Linked DNA regions of Homo sapiens: regions 2 and 3 are each linked to region 1. Evidence: chromatin loops called from intact Hi-C (ENCODE). Cell type or tissue: heart left ventricle. All regions are shown on one strand.

The links. Hi-C counts contacts between places; a loop is a spot of excess contacts. Peaks named below come from ENCODE experiments on the same cell type or tissue, not always from the same donor. Only the 100,000 strongest peaks of a DNase experiment are listed, where the experiment ranks them.
Region 2: it touches region 1 in a loop (2.2-fold over the local background); 10 of 110 quality-filtered maps call a loop at or near these places.
Region 3: a loop joins it to region 1, with 6 times the contacts of the local background. A loop is called at or near these places in 15 of 110 quality-filtered maps.

What each region holds. Positions count from the first base shown.
Region 1 is chr2:128,323,717-128,328,716 of GRCh38, reverse strand. No RefSeq gene overlaps it. Among named protein-coding and RNA genes, the nearest start is that of HS6ST1, 7.3 kb to the right of the region's middle. RefSeq lists an enhancer at 4,882-5,000. In heart left ventricle, a CTCF peak has its summit at 2,906; DNase peaks (open chromatin) are centred at 2,668 and 2,899; H3K27ac peaks cover 976 bases.
Region 2 is chr2:128,385,210-128,390,209 of GRCh38, reverse strand. No RefSeq gene overlaps it. Among named protein-coding and RNA genes, the nearest start is that of HS6ST1, 69 kb to the right of the region's middle. RefSeq lists enhancers at 548-1,205, 4,522-5,000. In heart left ventricle, no CTCF peak of the experiment used is centred here; no DNase peak of the experiment used is centred here.
Region 3 is chr2:128,463,501-128,468,500 of GRCh38, reverse strand. All of the region lies in intron 1 of LOC105373611 (a long non-coding RNA gene), which reads right to left. Among named protein-coding and RNA genes, the nearest start is that of HS6ST1, 150 kb to the right of the region's middle. In heart left ventricle, no CTCF peak of the experiment used is centred here; DNase peaks (open chromatin) are centred at 1,080 and 1,950; H3K27ac peaks cover 1,946 bases.

The sequences.
Region 1 (5,000 bases):
GAGCCAAGATGGCACCACTGCACTCTAGCCAGGGCGACAGAGCAAGACTGCATTTCAAAATAAATAAATAAATAAATTTTTTGCTCTTTTCAAATTCAGAAAGATTTTAAGAAATGACAATAGTCTATGCTGTAAGGGGGTGAGGCGGCACTGCCATTTACTGCTTATGGGAGGCCAAACTTGAACCATCCTGGAAAGGAGCTTGGCACTAAGAATTAAGGCTCTTCAAATGATTCCTCCCCCCAGCCCCCATTTGGTCCAGCAAATGCTCCTTTAATAAAGTATCCAAAAAAGCCTGAAATGCAGACAACAATTTGTGCATAAGAGTGTTCCTTACAGCATTCTTTTAAATGAGAAAAAAATGAACAATCAGAAACAAAAAAGTGAAATACCAAAGAAGTGTAAAGGCCCAACACTAAGGAAACAGTGAAGTAAATTATGGTATGTCCAAAATTGGAAATATTGAGTAGTCAAATATTATGTTTATGAAGTTATTCTTAGCAATTTACGAAAATGCTTGGGATAAAATATTAAGCGAAATAAAGCAAGATTCAACACCATGCATGTGGTGTGCTCTCAACTGCTACATGAACATGCAAAAGAAAAAAGACCAGAAAGAAATAAAAACATCATTAGGAGTTCATTCTAAATAATTAAAGTATAGATGAATGGCATTTTTTCCTTACAACAGTTTTCTACTTCCCTACAGTTTAAATGTTTTCCAGAGTTGATAATTACAAAAAAAAAAAATCCACCTGTTAAAAATTTCAGAAACTGAATACGCTTCAGCTTGCTATTCCACTCTGCCCCAGCCCAGGCCCAGGTGCTACAGTGGGAAATGGGTGCATCTGAAGGGGGCGGGTGACGTGGCTGCAGGGCAGGAATAAAACGGCCACTCTCCTCCCCTGAGCCTAGCTCCTGGAAGGAGGCTTGCCCACTAGCTCCTACAGATTCCAGCCCAGCATAGAGCCAGGCCCAAGCCACCACCCCTGTTCCAGGGACAGGTGGGCAGGTGGAATGGGTGTTCTCAGCCCTAGCTCCATGTCACAATCACTCACAAGCATTTCAAACTTGGTGCCCAGGCCCCCTACAAGAGGCCCCCTACAGACTCTGGCTGGCCCTGGAGCCAGCATTTCAAAGTTATCCATCTGATTCTCTTTGCCCAGGGCCTAGCCCTGCTGGGGAAGTAAAATCCTGGTAAAAGGGGCACAAAAACCAGAGGGCTAGAGATGGCGGAGGATGGTCGGAGGGTGCTTGGACTGGGCCTGTGCCACTTGCCTGAACCTGGGAGCAGGACTGCCCCTCTCATTGGCAGTCCCAGCCAGGGCAGCAAGCCAGACCAGGCCCCACAGGCCAAGGCTGGGAGGCGCAGGCCAGCACTGGGCTGCAGTCACAGGGAGTCTCGGGCGAACAGAGCAGGTGCCTGGACAGGACTGCTCTTCCATCATTCATACCCACCTTTGATGAGTACTGATCAGACGGCAGGTGGGCAGGGCCCACACGGTGCACCCTGTAGGCCTCACAGGGCCAGGAGACTGGCACCGTGATGCCCACTCCCTCCAGACGCAGATGTACTTTTCTTTCTTTCTTTTTTTTTTTTTTGAGACAGAGTTTCACTCTTGTTGCCCAGGCTGGAGTGCAATGGCGCAATCTCGGCTCACCACAACCTCCACCTCCCGGGTTCAAGCGATTCTCCTGCCTCAGCCTCCCAAGTAGCTGAGATTACAGGCATGTGCCACCATGCCCAGCTGATTTTGCATTTTTAGTAGAGACGGGGTTTCTCTATGTTGGTCAGGCTGGTCTCAAACTCCCAACCTCAGGTAATCCGCCCGCCTCGGCCTCCCAAAGTGCTGGGATTACAGGCGGGAGCCACTGCACCTGGTCAGATGTGCTTTTCTTCACGTTAAACTTTTTATTATAACTGTGGGTTTGCACGCAGTTGAGTTCCTTCACCAGTCTCCCCCAGTGGCAAGTGGCTAACATCCTGTGGAAATACAGCACAGTATTTCAAGCAGGCTATAACACGGGGACAGCAGCAACCTTGTTCAGATTTCCCCAGTTCTGCCTGCTCTCATTGGTGTGTGTGTGTTCAGTTCTGTACAACTTGATCACATTGTTTGAAATATGTGAATACACCCATCTCATTTGCATCTCCTGGTCCTGCCACCTCCCTCTTCTGCAGGAGGCATCTTTTTGCCTCAGGCGGCCTGGACTCTCAAGAATGAAAACTCGGCTTTAGAATTCCAAAACCAGGCTTTCTGAGTTTGCACCTGGCCCACGGGCTTGAAAGGCAGACTTTGTTGAGATGAGGATTTTGTAAATCTTTTATCTCTTAATATTTCAAGATAGGAGTAGATGTCCTGGAATACAGAGGTGTCTGTGAGGGGCTCTGTCTGCCCTTAGGAGCCTCTGGGTATAGGCTGCTCTGCAGGGCAGGCCCAGCAGGATAGACACGGTGGAGCAGAGGGGCTGAGTTTGTCCTTCCTGGGTTTCTCTGTGGCAGAAATAGAGCCCAGAGGCTTCTTATGCCTCAAATGGGGATGCAGAGCTTGACTGAGGTATGGGCAGGGGCAGGCTGGCCCCCCCATGGCCCACCGGGGCTGGGCTTTTCCCATGACAGCCAGGTCTGGGGGTTGTGGTAAGGCCCAGAGTCCTGCCAGCTGCAGGCCTGGTGCCTGTGCCCATGGCACGCCAAGCAGGCTCCATCAGCCTCCCTAGCTGGACAGTGGCCAGCTCACACCGGGGCCAGCCGCTGCCTATGAACCTCGCCCTTTGCTCTTGCTTTGGGGCCCTCTGGGACTCCCAAAGAATTCAGATCTCGGAAGACCACACATTCTCTTGGGGTGTGTGAGTAGGGACCAAGCAGCCTTGAGACAGGGCCCGAGGGTGACCTGAAGCTAGAAAGCAGAGGGCAGCACTAGCAGGGAAAGCCTGTGTTGTCCTGGGTTGGCTTTTGGTGCTCCGCTGGAGAGGGCAGGCTGCAGCAGGGACAGGCACGTGCTGCCAGCCGTGGAAGCCGGAGACTCCGGGTAAGGGCAGGAATTGGCTCACTGTGCTACCCTCTCTACTTCTGTGTGAATTTAAACTCTTCGTAAACAAAAGTCAAGAAATCAAATAGAGCCTAACAATTATTGGATCAGACTGGGATTACAGGATGGAAGTAATACAGGTTTTCTCTGCCACACAGTGGGATGGGCTCTCAAGAAGATGGGAGCAGATAAAAAGAAAAAGCTATGATTGAGTTCTGGTCTGGACAAGGAGGTATAGACCCATTTCTCCAGCTCCCCTCTTCTAAGCTCAGCTACAAACCCTGGAAATGGCACCAGAGATAGAGTCAAAGGAGGGCGTGGAAAGATGGAAGAGGAAGGTAAGCGCGTCAAGACCCTAGGACAGGAGGAACAGCCCAGCAGCAGGGCACCTTACAACCCCACCCGGCAGGAGGACGTGGTCCAGGCCGGGCTGGGGGCTGGGGGCTAGGCTCTGCCCAGGAGCCCAGGACTTGGGTTTCTCCAAGGGCTGGGAGTCGGGAAATGGGAAGGTGGAGAGGACCCTCAACCAAGGCTCTCACCAGGGAGGGGACACTGTCCCCTTGGCCAAGTCACTATCCTCTGCTCAGCCTCAGCTCCCTGACCTGAGAAATGAGGGAATTATGCCCATAGGGCAGCCGAGAGCACTGAATACAATCATGCACAGAGGAGGCCAGCGCACAGGAGGGCCTGGCACACAGGAGAAGCCGAGTAGCTGGTTTTGAATATGCGGATGCTGATAGGGTGCTTCCCACAAATCGACAGTAGGAATACCTAGCCCTTGGCGTAGACAGGGCTGTGGAATAAGCGTTTGCTTGCTTATTGCTTACCATGACCCTATGAAGTAGGTCCCATTATTATCCTCACTTTACAGATGAGGAAACCAAGGCTCAGAGAGGTTAAGTAACTTGGTGAAGGCCACACAGCTGGTTAGACAGAGCTGGGGTGTGAACATAGCACCTTTACTCCTAATGATAATGTTTAACTTTGTTTTCCTACAACTGAGGCTGAGACCTTCCTCCTTGGCCCCCAGCCCAGGTGGTCCCTCCAGGGACCAGCCTGAGGGTAGGAGGAGTGTCCCAACCCCAGTCACCCAAAAGCCAAAGTCAAGGGCAAAACACGTACCAGGAGGCCCTCACCCGGCCCAAGGCTGGTCAAGACTGCATGGCAGTCACGACGGTATAGACGTGGGTGGCATTGGTGTGGACTCCCTTCTCCAGCCCCCTTACCTGAGGGGTGCCTCTCCCAGCCTCGCGGCCTCAGCTGAGCACCCACTGGCTCTGTGACCTTGGCAAGTGGCCTCATGTCCCTGGGGCTCAGCCTCCCCATCTGTAAGGAGAGGCCCACAGAGCTGCTGTTGGATTATAAGAGATGTGACTGACAAGGGCTCAGCACGCAGACCTTGCCCATAGGGTGATTATTGTTGTCAAAGACACAGCCTGAGGCCCTGGGTGGAGCACAGCCTCCAGCCCAGCAGGTGTGAGCCATACCCCATCCCGTCTGCTGACAGAAATGTGCCTCCCTCTTTTCTGCTGGCCTGAACAGCACCACAGCACTTGTCACCAGCCCAGGCCTTCAGCCAGGTGGACGACCTGGTGTACCACACACCCATGGTGTGACCCTGTCCCTGGATGCTCTGAGAATAGAGGAGATGCTGTTGCTGCCCCATAGGCCCTGGGCCCAGAGAAGGACGCAGACTCCTCCCACCAGGAGCCAAGGTTACCCTCCCCCAACCCTGAGTGTCTAATTCCCACGAACTCTCCTTCTTAAAGGAGGGCAGGGAGAGAAACGAACAGCAAGAACCATAGCTATTTGGTGCAAAAAGAAACGTGGTCACTGAGAGATTCCAGGAAGTGTCAAGGCCAGCCAGGTTTACCGCTGCCGTGCTGAGCCCTGGCCTAGGGACAGGTGAGCCCCCTCCCCACAGTGCCACAGGGGCGGGCAGGGCCTGCTCCATAAAGCCATCATTGTGTC
Region 2 (5,000 bases), 61 kb before region 1:
CATAGTCTAGGAAAGAAAATACTATGCATTTGTTTCTTATTAATTTACACTCAAATCATTAAAAACATGTTTTTGCAAGAATTTTTAACATCCACAAGGCTCTTTTTTTAACCTCTTATAAGTCATTTTAGTACTCTTTTTCTCAAGGAAGAGGAAAATGTATTTTTGCCAAGAATAAGCTCCTTGCTTCAATTTTGATTCAGCGTTTAGTCCCAGGCTCATAAACTCCAGCAGGGCTTGGGCCAACTGAGAAATGAAATTCTCCCCCAGCCGTGAGTCTCCAAATAATAACCCAAGATTGTAACCAGCATGATTTTCCCACACACGCAAAGCCAAACAAAACTGGGAAATGAAGATGGGATATGCTCCACTAGTTTGGCTTCTGCTCATATCCAGTGGGCCCCCAACAGAGTCCCCTAGGGAGTCCACAAGCATTCCGAGCCCCAGACGAGAGGTTTTCAGCCAGGGTACCTCAGCACCCTGGCTCCACGAGACTGCGCAGCCATAGACGATGCACATGGTCAGGCCGAGCTGGGCCTGGGGACCCCCCGGGCCACTGCATGCTGTGGATGGCAGGCAGCACAGCCAAGCCGGCACTAAAGGAAGGCTGTGCATGTGTGGGGATGCGAGAGAATTCTGCTCTTTGCATATGCACGGGAGCACAGGCAGAGCAGGAGACCAGTCACCCAGATGGGGCCAGCCCCAAAGGACAAGCAGAGGGTGATGGAGAAGTTTGGGTGATTTTGTAGATACGATTAGCATCATAATGCTGCAGTGATGACTGAGCTGACGCCATCCCTGCTGTGTGCACGCTTAGTGCTGTGGACTGAATATTAGCATCCCCCCACCCCTGCCAAATTTACATGTTGAAGCCCCTAATCCCCAATGTGATGGTATTTGGAGATGAGGCCTTTGAAGGAAATGAGGGTTAGATGGGGTCATACGGGTATGGCCCTCATGATGGGAATAGTGTCCTTATGAGAAGAGATGCCATATGAGCACACAGCGAGAAAGCAGTTGTCTGCAAGCCAGGAAGAGAGTCCTCACCAAACCCACCCCTGCTGGCACACTGATTTCAAACTTCCCAGCCTCCAGAAGTGTGAGAAAATAAATGTCTGTTGTTGAAGCCATTCTGACTATGGTATTTTGTGATGGCAGCCCAAGCCGACTAAGACACCTAGTCAGAGTTTTAATCCCTGCAAGGACACCTCAGAGTCCTAGAGTTTGCAAACATGCCGTCAAGACTGGAGAAGGAGAACTACTACTAGCTGGGCTGGCAGGACGCGGCAGCGTGGACAGGTGGGAGTGAGTCCCGTCCACAGCACATTTGGATCTGTTTATCTTCCTGTCTCTGTTCTGGTTCATCCCACTCCACCCCGTGAGGACGCCCTCCTCCTAGGCTCCCCAGCACTCAAGGCTCCTGTCCTTCAGTCACCTAAGTCTCTTTTCAGCATGGTAGAGGGCTTCCCCGGACTGCACCTGGCAGGTTGGCTGAGAACTTCCTCTGAAGCCCGACAGTGCAGAAGCCTGGACCCACCCCTGAAGGCTGATTTTATAGCTCTGGAATCTGAATTTAGGGCAAGGGCCACAGATGTTTCTGGTAAGAAACTGCTGATGCAGCAGAAGCTCTAAAGCCTTTACAAGCACACAAACCTGACTTTGAGGCCCAGCCCTGCCACTTTTGAGCTGTGTGACCACAGGTAGTTTACTCAGCCTTGCTAAGCCTCAGTTTTCTTACACTCACATTACACTGGAAAAAACGGAATCCTGGATTCATTTTTCTTATTGCTGGAATTAACCCTCTATTAATTCTTTCAGAGAGGCATGTGTGATTGATTTCCTGGGTCTTTCTATGTCCTAAATTGCCCTTACAGTGCTATCATACAAAATCGATTTTGAGTATGAAGTTCAATACTCAGAGACGTTATTGTATCCCTGCACTTTGAAGGCCTTGCCCCATTCCCTATAGCAATTTTCTTAATGAGAGACTGATGTCATCTGATTCTCATGTTTTTGTGGTAAAGTTCCTTTTTTTCTGTTTTTAGTTTGGGTTTTGTTTTTTCTGGGAGTCCTTTATCACTCATGTTCTGAAATTTCAATATAGGTGACCAGCTATGTCACTTTTTTGGTTGCTCATCTGTTTTTGTCTTGCTTGACATTTTCTCCTCCTTTTCAACCTGAGGATTTGGGCTTTTTTGTTTGTTATGTAATATTCTTATATATTTTTATTTAAATAGTGTCTACCCTCCTTTGTTCTGTTCTTTCCCTCTGGCACATCCACGTAGAGGAATGCTTGAGTTTCAGAAGGTATCTCCATGTCTCAACTTTGTTTTTTCATTTTCCATCTCATTATCCCTTTAGGAAAAACTCACTCCCAGAGAAATAAAGTAATAAAGAAATTAGACCTTTAAAAGTAGGAATAATTATTATTCCCTGAGAGACAAAGAAAATGTTGCATCCATGAAATAAGAATAAGAGGTTATGAAAAAGAATGAATTAATAGAGCTTGGCAATGAGAAATTCAGCACATCGCTGGATGATAGGATAGGTGGCGCTGAAGAGTGCCCTGTCATTAGAAGGTTGCGCTGAGAAACTGTGCTGGAGCCTGGCTACTCAGAGTGTGGGCCACAGACCCACACTCTGCATCAGCACCACCCACACGCTTGTGAGCAATGCAGTCTCAGGATCACAACCAGCATTGAAGACCCAGGCAACATGCATATATTGCAATTTAAGAAGCACTGGACTAATTTTTGTGTTTCTGTAGAGATGGGGTTTCACCATGTTGGCCAGGCTGGTATCGAACTTCTGACCTCAGGTGATCTGCCCGCCTCAGCCTCCCAAAGTGCTGGGATTACAGGCGTGAGCCACCACGCCCTGCCTCGGTGATTCTTAATTCCAGCAATCTTGGTAGTGGAGGTCCAATCACTCGGTCTGCTTCAGTGTGAGAGGCCTGCCTGGGGGCAGATGTGGGAGCTTTGCAGTGAACAGGGAGGAGCAGGAAGTACCATCGGTGGGGACACTTCTACAGCTCCTTTTCTAAATTTGGGCAGCCCTCTTTCTTATGGGTTCATTGTGTCCCCCTAAAATGCATATGTTGAAGTACTAACCCCCAGGTCTGCAGAATGTGACTTTGTTTAGAAATAGAGTTGTTACAGATAGAATTAGTTAAGTTAAAATGAGGTCATGCTGGCTGGGCACGGTGGCTCACACCTGTAATCCCAGCACTTTGGGAGGCCGAGGTGGGTGGATCATGAGGTCAAGAGATCAAGACCATCCTGGCCAACATGGTGAAACCCCGTCTGTACTAAAAATACAAAAATTAGCCGGGCGTGGTGGCACACGCCTGTAGTCCCAGCTACTCAGGAGGCTGAGGCAGGAGAATCGCTTGAACCCAGGAGGCAGAGGTTGCAGTGAGCCAAGATCGCACCACTGCACTCCAGCCTGGCGACAGAGCAAGACTCCTGTCTCAAAAAAATGAGGTCGTGCTGGGGTATGTAGGGGCCCTGATCCAATCTCACTAGTATCCTTAGACAACAGACAGGAAAATTCCGAACCAGATGCACACACAGAGGGAACACCCTGTGAAGATGAAGGCAGACTGGAGTGAGGCAAGCCAAGGAATGCCGAAGATGGCCAGCAAACCACCAGAAGCCAGCAGAGGAGCACGGTAGATTCTTGCTCACAGCCTCAGAAGGAACCAGCCTCACCTACACCTTCATCGCAGACTCCCAGCCTCCAGAACCCTAAGGAAATGCATTTCTGCGCTTTCAGCCACCCAGCCTGTGGCGCTTTGTTACAGCAGCCCAACCTAAGACACCGTTCCACCTAGCCCCCATCATGCCCTTGGGCACCGTCCTGTCCCTAAGGCGAGATCCCTGTTCCCAGCAGGAGTCAGATGCCCCTATCACTGCTGCCTGGGCGAAGTAGGGGGAAAAGCACCTTATCAGCTCCCACTTGCCACCGCTGGGGCGCCCAGATGGATCCTCGGAGGCAGCTGCTAAGCCTCCCTCTTGGGTGGATCCACGCCCTGCCTGCGGGCCTCTGCCTCTCCAGTACTCTTCCTCAGCCCCTGCAGCGTGCCGCTGTACGTCCAACCCTGCCTGCTCTCTTCTTGGCAGGGATTCCTTGCAATGTCTGGTGCCCTGAGGGTTCTCATGTTTGTTTTTGATCACGTTTGTGTATTTACTTAGTTTCCTTTTAAAATAATTTCTAGAGGGAGGAGCTTAAGTTCAGTCCACCATTTTGAAACAGAAGTTGAAAATTATTTCCATGGCAGACACTTAGTCCAAGAGCAGACAAAATGAGGTAAGACATCTCCAAGCACTTGGGGAAATGCAAAGGTATTACCCCTAGTTGATCCAAATTTTCTAATACATCACATCCTATTAAATGCAAAGTATTTCTCTTATCCAGCAACATGCAGGATGGAGGAAACGAGTCTCCAATCTGAAATGGAAAACACTATGTTTGGGGCTTGCTCTGGGGTCGTGGGGTGGAAGACTGTCCAGGCCATCCCTGGGCTCTGCTATGTACCTGGGGTGGGATGCCATCTCTCACATCCTGGCCCCAGAAAGATGACCACCACCACGAGCTGGGGGCTCCTGGAGCCTGGATTCTTAGCAACACAAATGGAGCTCAGTGGAAGCTACTGCCCAGTCAGGGACAGCAGAAGACAGAGCTTTATCTCCTGCCCCTTAACAGCCTGAGCGCCGTGCCCCGACCTGTGTGTGCACACACACGCATGCACACACACAGGCATTACCAACCCATTTCCCCAAGGCAAATAGTAACTTTGGAAATGTAGGGCATGCGGTAGGTCAGAAATGGATTGAGACAGATTCATTTAGATTAGATTAGACCAGATTCGATTAGAGACAGAGGGGAGGGAAGTTTGTTGTCCCATCTGCCCTCCATTGGCGGCCCGCCGTGGTTTCCAGAGGGTCTCAGGCACTGGTGGGCACTGGGCTTCCCAGCCTGTCGGAGGTCCACGTCCCTAA
Region 3 (5,000 bases), 140 kb before region 1:
GAATGAGCTGCTATGCCCCAGGAACATGGTCAATGGGAAGTCACCCACTCCTCAGGCACTACTGGCCTGTCCTCTCCCAGCCAGGCCTCCCTCAGGCAGAGTGCAGATGTGCTCTCAGGCATCGCTTGGCCATCAGCCTATGACTGTCCACAGGGTTAGCACCAGGTACAGGTGAGCTCCAGTAGGCCCTCCTGGCCAGGCAGGCTGTGAAGGTGTCCCAGGGTAGGAGATGTTCAGGCCTGGCCTGAGGCCTGAATGACTTGTGTCAGCTGAGCAACAGAAGAGGACACTCCAGGCCAAAAATGCTGCTAGTGTTGTAATCAGCCAATGGGTTCTTCCTGCCTGCTACACAAACAAAATCAACACACTAAGACCATGATATTGCAGTAAAGAAAGAATTTAGTTGATGTGAGGCCAGCCACGCCATTGAGGAGACAAAGTTATTACTCAAATCAATCTCCCTGAAGGTTAGAGGTTTTCCAAAGATAGTTTAGTGGGCAGGGGACTAAGGTAGGAGGCATGCTGATTGGTTGGGTCGGAGATGAAATCATAGGGAATGGAAGCTGTCCTCTTGTGCTGAGTCGGCTGCTGGGTGGGGCCACAGGACTGGCTTGCAGGTCCAGTCACAGTCATCAGAAATGTGAAAACCTAAAAAGACATCTCAAACGGCCAAACTTAGTGACAGCAGCAGCGGCTCATCTGGAGAGGCCACTGCCATCATGCTGGTTCCAGCAGGGAGGCACAGCTGGGACTGCACACTCCACAGAGCCAGTAGGAGCCAGGGATAAGTGGGAGCCCTGCCCCTTACAAGTTGGTGGGGCGGGAGCTCCCCGGGTGCAGCTACAGCTGCCCAAGTTGTGGCTGCGAAACCAGGCCTCCCTGTGCTCTTGGAGGGACCGGGAGCAGACAGGAGCCCTGCCTTTGCCACAGCTGCAGAGCCAGGCATCTTTGCACTCTCAGGGTCCCGAGAAGGCCCCCTCCTGCCCCTGAAGGCTGAGTTGTCTGCTCCCACTGCCTGGCCTCTCCTGACTCCTGGCTCCCACTCCAATCTTCAAGTGGGGTTGGGGCCAAGCCCAGGCACTGATATAGCCCAGCTGGGTGTGCGCACACTCAGGGCAGTGCTGACACACCAACCCCCTGCTGGCTTGGCCCTCTCTGGACTTTGGGTGCCAAGAAGCATGGGAGGGAAGTTAAGGGTTGGCTGAAGGCAGCTCGGCGATGGCCTACAGGCACCCCTGGCATGAATAGCCTGGGCACTATGAATGGCAGCAGGAGGCAGAGAGGCTCCTGGGTGGATGGGGAAGGGTTCCCAGTGAGGCCCCACCTTCAGGCCAGGGAGGGCCTGAAGACTGGGGGCTGGGCTGCCAGTCCCATGGACCAGAGTGGGAACTTGTGGTGTCTTTCCTGGGCCCGCCCATGGCTACCAACAGCTGACCACAGACCAACTGGCGTGGACTTTCTCCCTTTTGAAGCCCATAAAAGCCCCAGGCTCAGCCAGAGCTGAGCAGACATTGAGACAACCATCTGCAGAGAGGAGCTACTCACTCTAGGAGTCTGCTTGCCTCCTTCTTCCTGGACACAGGACAAGAACTTGGGACCTGCTGAATGGTAGGTCTAAAAGAGTTGTAACATAAACAGGGCTAAAACATGCCTCTTGCTCACCACATTGCAGGTGAGAAGGTGAGAAGAGCTGCAGCCCTTTGGGGAGCCCAGACTAGGAGTTCCTGGAAGTAGGGCTGTGACTCCCTCTTTGGAGCCCTGTAGTTCCTGGATTCTCCAAGCTTCCAGGTGCTACTGTGTTCCCCAGTGGCAGCCGTGGAAGCTGCTTGTGGTGTGCCTGGTCCAGCCACAACCTCACAGAGAGCCAGTGCCCATGCCTGCACCCGGAGCTGCCTACCCTGCTGCAGCAGCCAGTGTGCCTGACTGGGCATGGTGGCTGGACTCCAGGCTCACTCACTTACACACCCCTTATTGCTCCATGCCTGGCTTGCCCTTGGCAGGCATGGGATCCAGGCTGGCAGCATGAGCCAAGCACAGCCTGCTAGGCCAAGTGGGTGGAATGAGCCCAGCAGGCCTGAGCAAAACTTGGGCAAAGGCATCTCCAGCTACAGAGGTTTCCAGCCAGAAAAGTGACATCCCGAAGAGCCCATAACATTTGGTTCTACAATAGTGATGTTATCTGCAAGAATAATTGGGGAAGTTGCAAGTCTTATGACCTCCAGAATAATGAACTGGTAATTATTGAAAATTCAAGCCCCTCTCATCCTCCTAACTTGATGGATTTTCATTAGTTTTACAAGAACAGTTTGGGAGAAGGGTTATTATCATTTAAACTATAAATCAAAAAAAATAAAAATAAAAAAATAAACTATAAATCAAATTCTCACAAAGTTAGCTTGGCCCACACCCACCAAGGAATGAGCAAAGACATAGAAGCAAGATGGAGTCCACCATGTCAGATTTTTCTTACTATCATACATTTGCAAAGGTGGTTTCAGCATGAGGGTGAGGAGCATCCTGAGAAGGCCAGGGCCTCAGAGCAGGAGAAAGGTCAGTCCAGAGGGCCTGAAGGCCCTGCCAGGGATGTGCACTTCATCCTGCAAGTGTAGGGGTGACATGAATCTTCTTAGAGCTACATTACGGATGGGACCAATGTGCCATTCCCCAGGGGACAGATGTGTGAGGTCCTGCTGGTATCCAGGTCATAACCTTCCCCACCCTGCAGGGCAGGGCTCCTAGAAGCCCCCTGGCACTGCACACCCCAGAGATTCATCAGGCAGCAGGACAGATGAGGTCCTGCCCTCTCAGAACCCACAGACAGGGAACAGAAGCAGCAGACTAGCTTGGGGACCATCCTGAGGGGGCAGGTGCTCTTTCTCCTGGAGTGTCCCAGAGTGGTTTCTCAAAGAAGACAGGCAGCACCCAAGCAGCTTCATGGGAAAGTGGGCATCAGGCAGAGGAACCCACAGGGGCAAAGCTGGGTGTGCAGAGTCTCAGTTCTGATGCCAGGGAAAGTGAGAGGGAGGCTGGCGGGTGAAGAAAGCCAGGGGGAGGGTGCCACTCCCATACTGCCCCACAGGGCAAACACTGAGGACAACCTGGCCCAGCCCAGGAAAACAAAGCTCCACCTGCACCCAGGCCTCTGCAGGCAGCTCCTTCCCAGCGCCCAGCACTCACACATCAGGAGGCTGGGACAATTTGGAGGAGTGGGGGCAGGAAGGGGGGCAGCAGGAGGACCCCTTCGGCATTCTGTTCTCTTTTGGTGAGGCCTTTCCTTGCTTAGACCCTAAGCATCCTCCTTTAGTGCTTCACAGATTGAATGTAAAATTCATCAGAGGCTCTCGGTAGATGCCCAGCCCCACACTAAGCCCTATAAGAGGAAAATGCACTCCCCAACCAGTTCATAACATAGTTTTCATCTCACCAGAAGGATAGGTCTCAACTCTGAAAAATTGGAAAATGCAGGAAAATACAAGGAAAATTTGAAAGTGTCTATAATCCTACTTTATTGTTGGTATTTAGGTATTTTCCTACATATACAGATATGCAAAATTATATTCAAATGGTGTTTCTGTGTTTATTTTAATCTATAGAAGCTGGATTTTCTGCCCTTCTAAGTAGCATTGTTTTTTGTTTTGTTTTGTTTATTGCAAGGTAGAGCAGTGAGGAATGGAGGCATAGCTGGCACTTTTGTGACCTTTTAGAACCCTTGGTTTGCAGGCTGATGATAGGTCAGCCTGCACAAAGACCCCTGCCTTGGGGAGGGTGTGGAACCAGACCCCCACCTCTGCTTCCTGAGAAGTGAAGTGAGGGTCACCTGTTAGGACCTATGTACTACATTATCCTAAGGAAAGGCCCTACTGGTGACCTGGAGTCAATGCCAGTGGCAGGGACCAGAGAAGCACTGCTTTGGGTCCAAACGCACCTCATCCTAGAGGGTCTCTGGGAAGTAATGCTGAGCATAGGAGATGACCCCAAAAGAGCTACCCTGTGCAGAGAAGCACCAGCAAAGGGATCTCCCCAGTAGGAGACCAGTGTCTCCATCCAACAACCAGCAGTCGGTATGGGGTGAGGATCCTCAAAACAATGATAAAAGGGATGAGACACTAGGTCTCTCTCACTCCACGTCTAATCTTGGTTTGTTTTGATTACTGTAACTTTGTAATAAGTTTTGCAATCAGAAAGTGTGACTCCTCTCACTTTGTTTTTGTTTTACTTTTTCAACATTTTTTTGGCTACCTGGGGTCCCTTGCAATTCCATATTCAAGGCTTGTTTTTTTCATTTGTGCGAAATAAGTCATTGGAATTTTGATAGAGACTGCACTGAATCAACAAATTGCTCCATGAACATGCGCTGTCTATTTAATTCAGTGTTCTAAAATTTCTTTCAGCAATGTTTTATAGTTTTCACTGTACAAGTCTTTCACATCATTGATTAAATTTAATCCCAGGTATTGTATATTTTGGATAAAATTGTAAATGAAATTGTTTTCTTAATTTCCTTTCGTATTGTTCACTGCTGGTTTATAAAATCACAACTTACTTTCATGTATTGACCTCGTATCCTACAACTTGCCTAAATGTGTTTATTGCCTCTAGTAGTTATTTGTGATTTATTTGTGATTTTCAACCTATAAAATCATGTCATCATCAAATGGAAATCGTTTCACTTCATTCTTTCCAATCTGAGTGCCTTTTCTTTCTTCATCTTGCTAACTGCTCTGTCTAGGACCTCCAGTACAAGGTTGAGTAGAAACAGTGAAAGGGGACAGCCTTGTCCTGCTCCTGATATGGGCTTTCAATCTTTGAGTATAATATTAGCTGTGGTTTTTTTCATAAATGTCTTTTATCATGTTAAGGAAGTTTTCTTCTCTTCCTAGTTTGCTTAGTGTTTTTATCATGAGAAAGTATTTAATTTTGATACTTTTTTCCTGTATCTATTGAGATGCATGTGGGGTTTTTTTCCTTCATTCTATTAATACAATATATCACACTGATTA